Regions from separate parts of the Homo sapiens genome. Here region 1 is linked to region 2. A link is an interaction called in ENCODE POLR2A ChIA-PET data of the cell type or tissue named here. Cell type or tissue: Panc1. All regions are shown on one strand. Links, peaks and the distances in the headings refer to the core of each region. The heading gives the core; the rest is flanking DNA.

Region 1 (4,388 bases), core at 102-4,101, 110 kb before region 2:
AGGTGGAGGTTGCAGTGAGCTGAGATTGCGCCAATAGATGGGATTACAGGCGCGCACCACCACGCCCAACTAATTTTCTGTATTTTTAGTACAGATTGGGTTTCGCCATGTTGGCCAGGCTGGTCTCGAACTCCCGCCCTCAAGTGATCCGCCCGCTTCAGCCTCCCAAAGTGCTGGGATTACAGGCGTGGGCCACTGTGCCCAGCCTCTAAGGTATATTTTTTTAATGTGTCTTATAAAGTCAGTCTTAGAAAACATTCCTAAATAATCTCACTATTACGTGGCTAAATTGTACTCTACTAGAGAACACAGAGGATGCTAAATCTCTGATTATAAGAATATACCGCCTGTAATCCCAGAACTTTGGGAGACCAAGGCGGGCGGATCACAAGGTCAGGAGATCCAGACCATCCCGGCCAACATAGTGAAACCTGGTCTCTACTAAAAATACAAAAGTTAGCTGGGTGTGGTGGCGGGCGCCTGTAGTACCAGCTACTTGGGAGGCTGAGGCAGAAGAATTGCTTGAACCCGGGAGGCGGAGGTTGCAGTGAGCTGAGATCGCGCCACTGCCCTCCAGCCTGGGCGACAGAGCAAATCTTTGTCTCAAAAAAAAAAAAAAAAAGTATGCCTAATTCACTAAGGGCCTATTTGGAAGGAAATTTCAGTCAGTAAAAAATTATTAATTTTAGAGTTGGAAATGTCGATAATATATCCAGAGTCTACCTTATGTAATTGCCGAATTTTGTAAAAATTTTCATCCAAACTTGATTAATAACCCATTTAACCCAAGGCGTTACACCAGGATAACCAACTTCTCTAGATTGCTTTCGTCTATAAACAAGAGACCAAATTTGATGCCAGAATAACCTGTCACAAATATGATCATGTCATTCCTCCAATTAAAGGTCCTTCCTGCTTACTGCATAAAATTCAATACAAGCACACTGCAATCCTGCTCTACTCGCTCCACCTTCTACCACTGACTCCTATGCTTCTACCCTTAATCAAACTACATTTTTAGAATGAACTTTCCTGTTCCACACCATTAGACATGCTCGTCCCACTGCCTTGAATAGCCTCCTCTCACCAAACCACCACTCCTGTCTCAACCTCCACCACACACACACACACACACACACACACACACACACTCACCACCTGCTTCGCTTATTCGAAACCTTCCAGCAACAGCTCAAATGTAAATTCTTGTAAAACCTTCCCCTAATTCTCCAGAAGGAGTCAGTGAGCATCTCATTCCAGGTTCTACTATTGCCCTTATCATCCTGTATTGTAATTAACTGTCTCTCCCACTAAACATGAAGGTCCCTTAAGAATAGGGACTGTGGGGCTGGGGGCAGTGGCTCACGCCTGTAATCTCAGCACTTTGGGAGGCAGAGGCAGGTGGATCACGAGGTCAGGAGATGGAGATCATCCTGGCTAACACGGTGAAACCCTGTCTCTACTAAAAATACAAAAAATTAGCAAGGTGTGGTGGCGGGCACCTGTGGTCCCAGCTACTCGGGAGGCCAAGGCAGGAGAATGGCATGAACCTGGGAGGCAGAGCTTGCAGTGAGCGGAGCTTGCGCCACTGCATTCCAGCCTGGGCGAGAGCGAGACTCCATCTCAAAAAAAAAAAAAAAAAAGGGACTGTGCTGGCTGGGTGCGGTGGCTTGCACCTGTATCCCAGCACTTTGGGAGGCCCAGGTGGACAGCCTGTGGTCTGGAGTTTGAGACCAGCCTGGCTAACATGGTGAAACCCCATCTCTACTAAAAATACAAAAACTAGCCAGATGTGGTGGTGCATGCCTACAGTCCCAGCTACTCAGGAGAATCATTTGAACCCAGGAGAAAGAGGCTGCAGTGAGCTGAGGATCACGCCACTGCACTCCAGCCTGGGAAACAGAGCAAGACACTGTCTCCAAAAAAAAAAAAGAAAGAAAGAAAAAGAATAGGGACTGTGCCTTATATTTATCTTGTATCTCCTCCAACACCTAACGCAATGCCTGGTACATGGTAGATTTCATCATGTTTGCTCAATAGGTAAGTTTGAGCCCCAAGATAATAAACATCTGAGCAAGCATGGCAACAGTGAAGACACAAGTATAAATCAAGTGAGCCCTCACATACATAAGAATTTACTGAAACTAGCACAACTACAGAGGATACAAAGAAATATAAAATGCTGGAAGCCAGGAGTTCAAGACCAGCCTGGGCCATAAAATGAGACTGTCTCTACAAAAAAATAAAGCATGCCTGTAGTCCTAGCTACTCGGGAGGCTGAGAATCGCTTGGGCCCAGGAGGTCAAGGCTGCAGTGAGTCATGATTGCACCACTGTACTCCAGACTAGGTGACAAAGCAAAACTGTCTCACAAAAAAAAAAAAAAAAAAGAGGCTGAGGCTGGGTGCAATGGGTCTGGCCTGCAATCCAACACTTAGGAAGGCCAAGGTAGAAGGATCACTTGAGGCTAGGAGTTCGAGACTAGCCTGGACAACAAACCAAGACCCCCATCTCTACAATAAAAGTATTCAAAACTCAGTCAAAGCCACCAACAAATAAAGATATGGCAGGGTCAGACCAGTTAACAACTGAGGAGATGAACAAAAATGAAGGCCTGAAAGAAAAGAATAATTTTTTTAAATATTAAAAGATGAAGGAGGCTGGGCACCGTGGCTCATGCCTGTAATCCCAGCACTTTGGTAGGCCAAAGTGGGCGGATCACCTGAGGTCTGGAGTTCAAGACCAGCTTGGCCAACATGGTGAAACCCTGTCTCTACTAAAAATACAACAATTAGCCATGCATGGTGGCGTGTGCCTGTAATCCCAGCTACTCGGGGGGCTGAGGCAGGAAAATCGCTTGAACCTGGGAGGTGGAGGTTGCAGTGAGCCAAGATCGTGCCACTGCACTCCAGCCTGGGCGGGGTGACAGAGCAAGACTCCATCTCCCAAAAAAAAAAAAAAAAAAAAGATGAAGATGGGAGATGTGGTCAAAAGATACAAAATTTCAGTTAAGAGGAATAAGTTGGGCAACATGGTAAGTGCAGTAAATAATAATGTACTGTATATTCAAAGATCGCCAAGAGAGATTTTAAGTGTTCTCACCACACAAAAAAAATGAGGCAATACATATGTTGATTAGCTAGATTTAACCATTCCACAATGTACACATATTTCTTGTATATCATACTTGACAATTAAAAGTTAATTTTTAAGGCTGGGTGTGGTGGCTCACACCTGTAATCCCAACACTTTGGGAGGCTGAGGCGGGTGGATCACTTGAGGTCAGGAGTTCAAAACCAGCTTGGCCAACATGGTAAAACCCCATCTTTACTAAAAATACAAAAAATTAGTGGGGTATGGTGGCACACGCCTGTAATCCCAGTCACTGAGGAGGCTGAGGTGGGAGAATAGCTTGAACCTACGAGGCCGAGGTTGCAGTGAGCCAAGATCACGCCACTGCACTCCAGCCTGGACGACAGAGCTAGACTCCAACTCAAAAAAAAAAGTTAATTTGTCTTTTTGAGACGGAGTCTCGCTCTGTCGCCCAGGCTGGAGTGCAGTGACTCCATCTCAGCTCACTGCAACCTGTGCCTCCCAGGTTCAAGAGCTTCTCCTGCCTCAGTCTCTCGAGTAGCTGGGATTACAGGCGCCCACCACCACACACAGCTAATTTTTGTATCTTTAGTAGAAACAGGGTTTCACCATGTTGACCAGGCTGGTCTGGAACTCCTGACCTCGTGATCCGCCCGCCTCAGCCTCCCAAAGTGCTGGGATTACAGGCGTGGGCCACTGCACCCGGCCAAAAAAGTAATTTTTTAAAAAAGACTAAGAAAGGCCCTTGAGAAAACTGAAGCCCTCAATATTTTTGCAAAAGTTATAATGTGAACAATGTATATTATCAATTTTTTCAGAGAATTAGAAAAAGAACCGTTGATACAATTTTGATAAATATGCAGTTATGCCTGTAATTTTATTTATTTATTTATTTATTTATTTGAGACAGAGTCTCACTCTGTCGCCCAGGCTGGAGTGCAGTGGCACGATCTCCACTCACTGCAAGCTCCGCCTCCTGGGTTCACGCCATTCTCCTGCCTCAGCCTCCCGAGCAGCTGGGACTACAAGTGCCGGCCACCACTCCCGGCTAATTTTTTGTATTTTTAGTAGAGACAGGGTTTCACCATGTTAGCCAGGATGGTCTCGATTTCCTGACCTCGTGATCTGCCTGCTTCAGCCTCCCAAAGTGCTGGGATTACAGGTGTGAGCCACCGCACTCGGCCCATGTTATTTATTTTTTAAAAAGAAAAAGGCTGGGCACAGTCGCTCACACCTGTAATCCCAGCACCTTGGGACGCCAAGGCGGAGAGATAACTTGAGATCAGGAGTTCGGGA
Region 2 (4,345 bases), core at 1-4,000:
TGTGGAGGCCAAGTTTGTCCAGGACACCCTGAAAGGAGACGGTGTGACAGAAATCCGGATGAGATTCATCAGGCGGATTGAGGACAATCTTCCAGCTGGAGAGGAATAACCATCCCTACAACTCGAGGATAGCCATCAGGAGCACTGTTGGAATCAGCAGGCCTCTGTGCTCCCTCTGCCCTCCAGAACTCAGTGACTCTTGAACATGGATGTTATATATTCTTATAACCTGTTTCCATTCTCCATTCAAATAAAGAGCAGACTGCGATATAGTCCATTTACCCCATGTGTGCACATTCAGGAGCGACAGTCTCTGCCCCCATTCCCTTGAGAGGGGCTGGATGTAATCACCTTTGGTTGGACTAGAAAGAGCTCAAACCATTTTACATTCCTGTTTGAATTTTTCCAAAGCAAAACTCACTTTGACCCCATTAAGAGGCAAGCCTGGCACATCTATCCCTGGGCCTTTAGAAAGCCATTTGCCTCAAATGGCTATAGGGTTGTGGGGTGGAGGGAGGAAGGGCTGGGAGGGAGTGGGGAGGAATTGCTAGCTGTAGTGTGACACATTGTAGTGTTTGCCAGGAAAGGAGCCAGTCATGCCGGAAACACTGACTTCTGGGAAGCCACCCAGGTCTCATTCCTCCCTGCTGTTGGAGGCAACATCTCCTCTTTTTACAGAGGGTACATCCTTTTTTCTTACAAATTCTTCAATAAAGACACATTCTTGAGTGAAATCCCAATCATGTCCTGTTTTCTTTCTGCTTATCCCCAGGTGTTTTGTTACAATGGTGTGAGGAGACCAGGTAGGTTCATGGGCCCTGTCTTTCTTTGACTTGGTTTAGCAGTGGCTTCTCTCCACAGACGAGAGTGTCTGGGAAACCTGGGAGCCAGTATAAGCAACTGAAGCCCCTTCAGAGTCGCTTTTGGCTCTAGTGTGTGCAGCAAAATCTAGAAGCAGACCATTATTCCAGACATACCTAAAATGAACTATCCTGGGCACTTGGCCACCAAGTTGGAAGGTCTGGCTAGAAAGGCCATATAAACCCTGTTGTTGGGGTGCTATTTGTTGAGTGCTTACCACTTGAAAGACACTACTGAACACTTTGCATGCATTGGCCAGCTCACAAGAATTCCATTTTTAGAGTGGAGGCCATAAGTTGCCCAGGTCATATGGTGAGTAAGTGGAAAAGTTAGGGTTCAAAGCTGGGCCAAAGGGCAAAACCCATGCTCTTAATGAAGATTCTTTTACTGCCTGGTTAACACTATGGGGGAAAAAGGGAACAGGCCACAGCTCCCTCTCCCAGGCTTAGAGAGCTTGGGATAGATCTTAAAAGGAGGAAGCAGAGATTGTGTCAGGCTGTATTTGGTAGCACTGCTTGGGGATAGCCTAAGGCCCTGAGGTCTAGACACTCAGGTTGTTGGAGGGAAATGGGGTCCCAGGCCTTCCCTAAAGTATGTGTGCAGGCCTGAGATGGGGGGAGCCAGTTTTAGATGCATTGTGCTTGAGATGTGTTTTGGTTGTGCAAGGGTAGGACCAGGGTTTTGAGACACCACTGAGAAGGGCAGTTTGCAAGGACTTACCGGCTCTAGCTGGATTAGGCCACCAAAGAGGGATGGTCAGTTTCGTGTCCCCAAATATAGGAACATCCTCTGAGCCTCTTTATGTCCCCCTCCATATTATAATTTGGGGTCCCAGGGCAGTGATTCAATTTTGGTTAACTGTGTCCTTAGCACTTAGTGTGGGTCTCAGTCCAGTCACACCAGAGTCTGAATGAATGAATAAGGGAATGAATGTTGGGGCCCAGATGTGGAAAGCTTTATGTAGTGTCTGAACCCTGCCAAAAAAAGCTACACCGCCCTTTCCCTTCTCCAGGGGGACCCTCGGCCCTTCCTCTCCTCCGGGTACCACAGCCTACTTTTGAGCAGCGGTTTGTATGTCGTGACGTTTTGGATATTTCCTTTCCCAATGTTAAACTTGGGCAACATTACAGGATTAGGGAACTGTGGAAACAAAGCTCCCTTAGTGACTTTTCCCAGTTACAGCCCCACGATTGGGGCTGAGGGAAAGAAAGAGCTGGGGACTGCAGAAGTATTTGGAACATGCAATCCCCAGGAAACTAACTTCCTGGTCCCCACCCATGTCATTGATTGGTTGTAGATTACACATTCCTCTCTTACTATGACTGTGAGGCTGAGACAGCCCCCTAAGCTAGGCCATTCCCTCCCAACAAGATGGGGCAGGTGAGCCTGGCTATATGGGAGAGGCTGACTAACAAGAATTTTTGGGTAGTCTGACTCATGGCAGAGTTCTGGAGATGGAGGGTTGATGCTGGTGGCCTTTGGGCCTGGGGCTGGCTGGGTGGAGCTCTAAGGAAAGGTCTCGGTCTTCAGCCTTTGGCCACCAGGGGTCTCCAAATCACCACTGTACTGTCCCAGAGAGTGACCACCGGACCCCTGGTTTTCAGAATTTGCTAGAAGATGCACCTGATGGAGCAAATCTTAGAGGCTGACCGGAGGCTGAGAGTGCTCCCCCTCCTCCAGCCACCCCTACAGGACCTGAAAGCAAAGCTTACATATAGCTGCCAGGCTAAGCGCCTGCCTGCTGGAGCCAGAACATTAGAAGAGAGCGTTGGCCAAGGATGTCTGGCCGCATACATACTTCAAACTCCCATGCTGGCCTCCTGAGTTGTGTACAAGCTACCTCTGAGCCCTCCCCTAATCAACCCCCCTTACTTCCTGAGTGGAGGCCAGAGCACCAGCCCCATTCCCCTGATGTAACACTGTCCCTTTCTGCCCCAGACCTCCAACACCAGTGAAATTTCCATATTCAGGTTTCACCTTCTCCTAGGGGGTTGGCCTCCCCTACATTTGTACTGGGCATCCAAGGCCAAGAAGCGGGTGGCAACAGAAGCCTCAGGAGCAGAAATTGCATTCAGTAAAATTAAAATAGTCTCCTAACAAGTAGTTCATTGTGGCTAGTAGGTGGTGGGGGTGCAGGAAAAATGCCCTCCCAGAGCTTAAGTGCTACCATGTGCTGTGTTTTGGAAGCCAAAGGGCCGGTGGGAGGGTAGGAGAGAGGAGGGGAGGCTGGTGGCAGGCAAGGAGCTGCTGTTACTGATCCCCAGCCTTTGATGTAGGGCCAGGCCTGACCCCAGGACAGCCGCCGGCCACTGCCAGGGGAGCGGTGGGACTCACTGCATTCCTGGGGGCAATTTACACTCTGGCAGGGGGAGAGAGGAAAATTTCTACTGTGGGAAGGGGGAGTGGGGGGAGGGAGGCCGCTGCAGCAGAGGTTGGGGGAGAGGGTGTTGTAAAGAACAATGGAGGTAGCCAGGACACAGAGTAGCACTCTCCTGCTTTGCCCTGGCTCCCTCACCCACCTTGGGTCCAGGCCTCCTCCAGGAAGCCATCTCTGATGGAACCCAGAGCTGGTGAGGAGCTCACATGGGCTGGCTCAGGTACAGCCCAGGGGATGCAGAGAAGCAGTTGCTCTTTCCTCTTGGCTCTGGGAGCCTGGACTGTCAACCATGAGGGCATCTATGACTGAGCTAGGCTAGAGGAGGGGTGGGAGGGTGGTGCGCATGGGCAGGAGGACATTTGCCAGTGAATGTGGATGAATGTTAGTCATAGCAATAGCTAATCTTTATTGCAGAGTGGCCATGTGCCAGCGCTAGTCATGTGATATGCCAGTACTTCACATGTATTTCTCATTTAGCCTTCACCACAGCCCTACTACTATCTGCAGATGAGGAGACTAAGGAGCACAGCTAGTAACACCGTGGATTCAGCACTTGAACCCAGATAGTCAGGACTTGAACACAAAGCTCTTATCCAGTACATTACACATTATGTATGTATGTTTTTGTGTTTCAGTGTCTGCCTGTTTCCTGATGTTCCTTAGGGACTGTGTCTGTGTGTGAATTCTTTTTTTTTTTTTTTTTTTGAGACAGAGTCTCGCTCTGTCACCCATGCTGCTGAAGTGCTGTGGTGCCGCAATCTCGGCTCACTGCAACCTCCGCCTCCCAGGTTCAAGCGATTCTCCTGCCTCAGCTTCCTAAGTAGGTGGAACTACAGGCGTATGCCACCACGCCAAGCTAATTTTTGTGTTTTGTTTTGTTTTTTGAGATGGAGTCTTGCTCTGTTGCCCAGGCTGGAGTGCAGTGGCACGATCTCGGCTCACTGCACACTCCGCCTCCCGGGTTCAAGCGATTCTTCTGTGTCAGCCTCCTGAGTAGTTGGGACTACAGGCATGCATCACCATGCCTGGCTAATTTTTGTATTTTTAGTAGAGATGGGGGTTTCACCATATTGGCCAGGCCAGGCCAGGTCTCGAACTTCTGAACTC

Evidence for each region. ChIA-PET counts read pairs that join two places held together with the same protein. Peaks named below come from ENCODE experiments on the same cell type or tissue, not always from the same donor. Only the 100,000 strongest peaks of a DNase experiment are listed, where the experiment ranks them.
Region 1: POLR2A ChIA-PET joins it to region 2 with 6 read pairs; 7 of 35 experiments call an interaction of 5 or more read pairs at or near these places.

What each region holds. Positions count from the first base shown.
Region 1 is chr1:36,246,449-36,250,836 of GRCh38, reverse strand. All of the region lies in intron 1 of THRAP3 (thyroid hormone receptor associated protein 3), which reads right to left. Among named protein-coding and RNA genes, the nearest start is that of THRAP3, 24 kb to the right of the region's middle. RefSeq lists enhancers at 2,155-2,449, 2,215-2,509. In Panc1, for the core only: no CTCF peak of the experiment used is centred there; a DNase peak (open chromatin) is centred at 2,236; H3K27ac peaks cover 702 bases.
Region 2 is chr1:36,132,967-36,137,311 of GRCh38, reverse strand. It overlaps TRAPPC3 (trafficking protein particle complex subunit 3), which reads left to right. Exons shown (of 5, transcript NM_014408.5): 5 at 1-740. The coding sequence ends at 109. Among named protein-coding and RNA genes, the nearest start is that of COL8A2, 9.9 kb to the right of the region's middle. In Panc1, for the core only: CTCF peaks have their summits at 2,195 and 2,410 (motif pointing right); no DNase peak of the experiment used is centred there.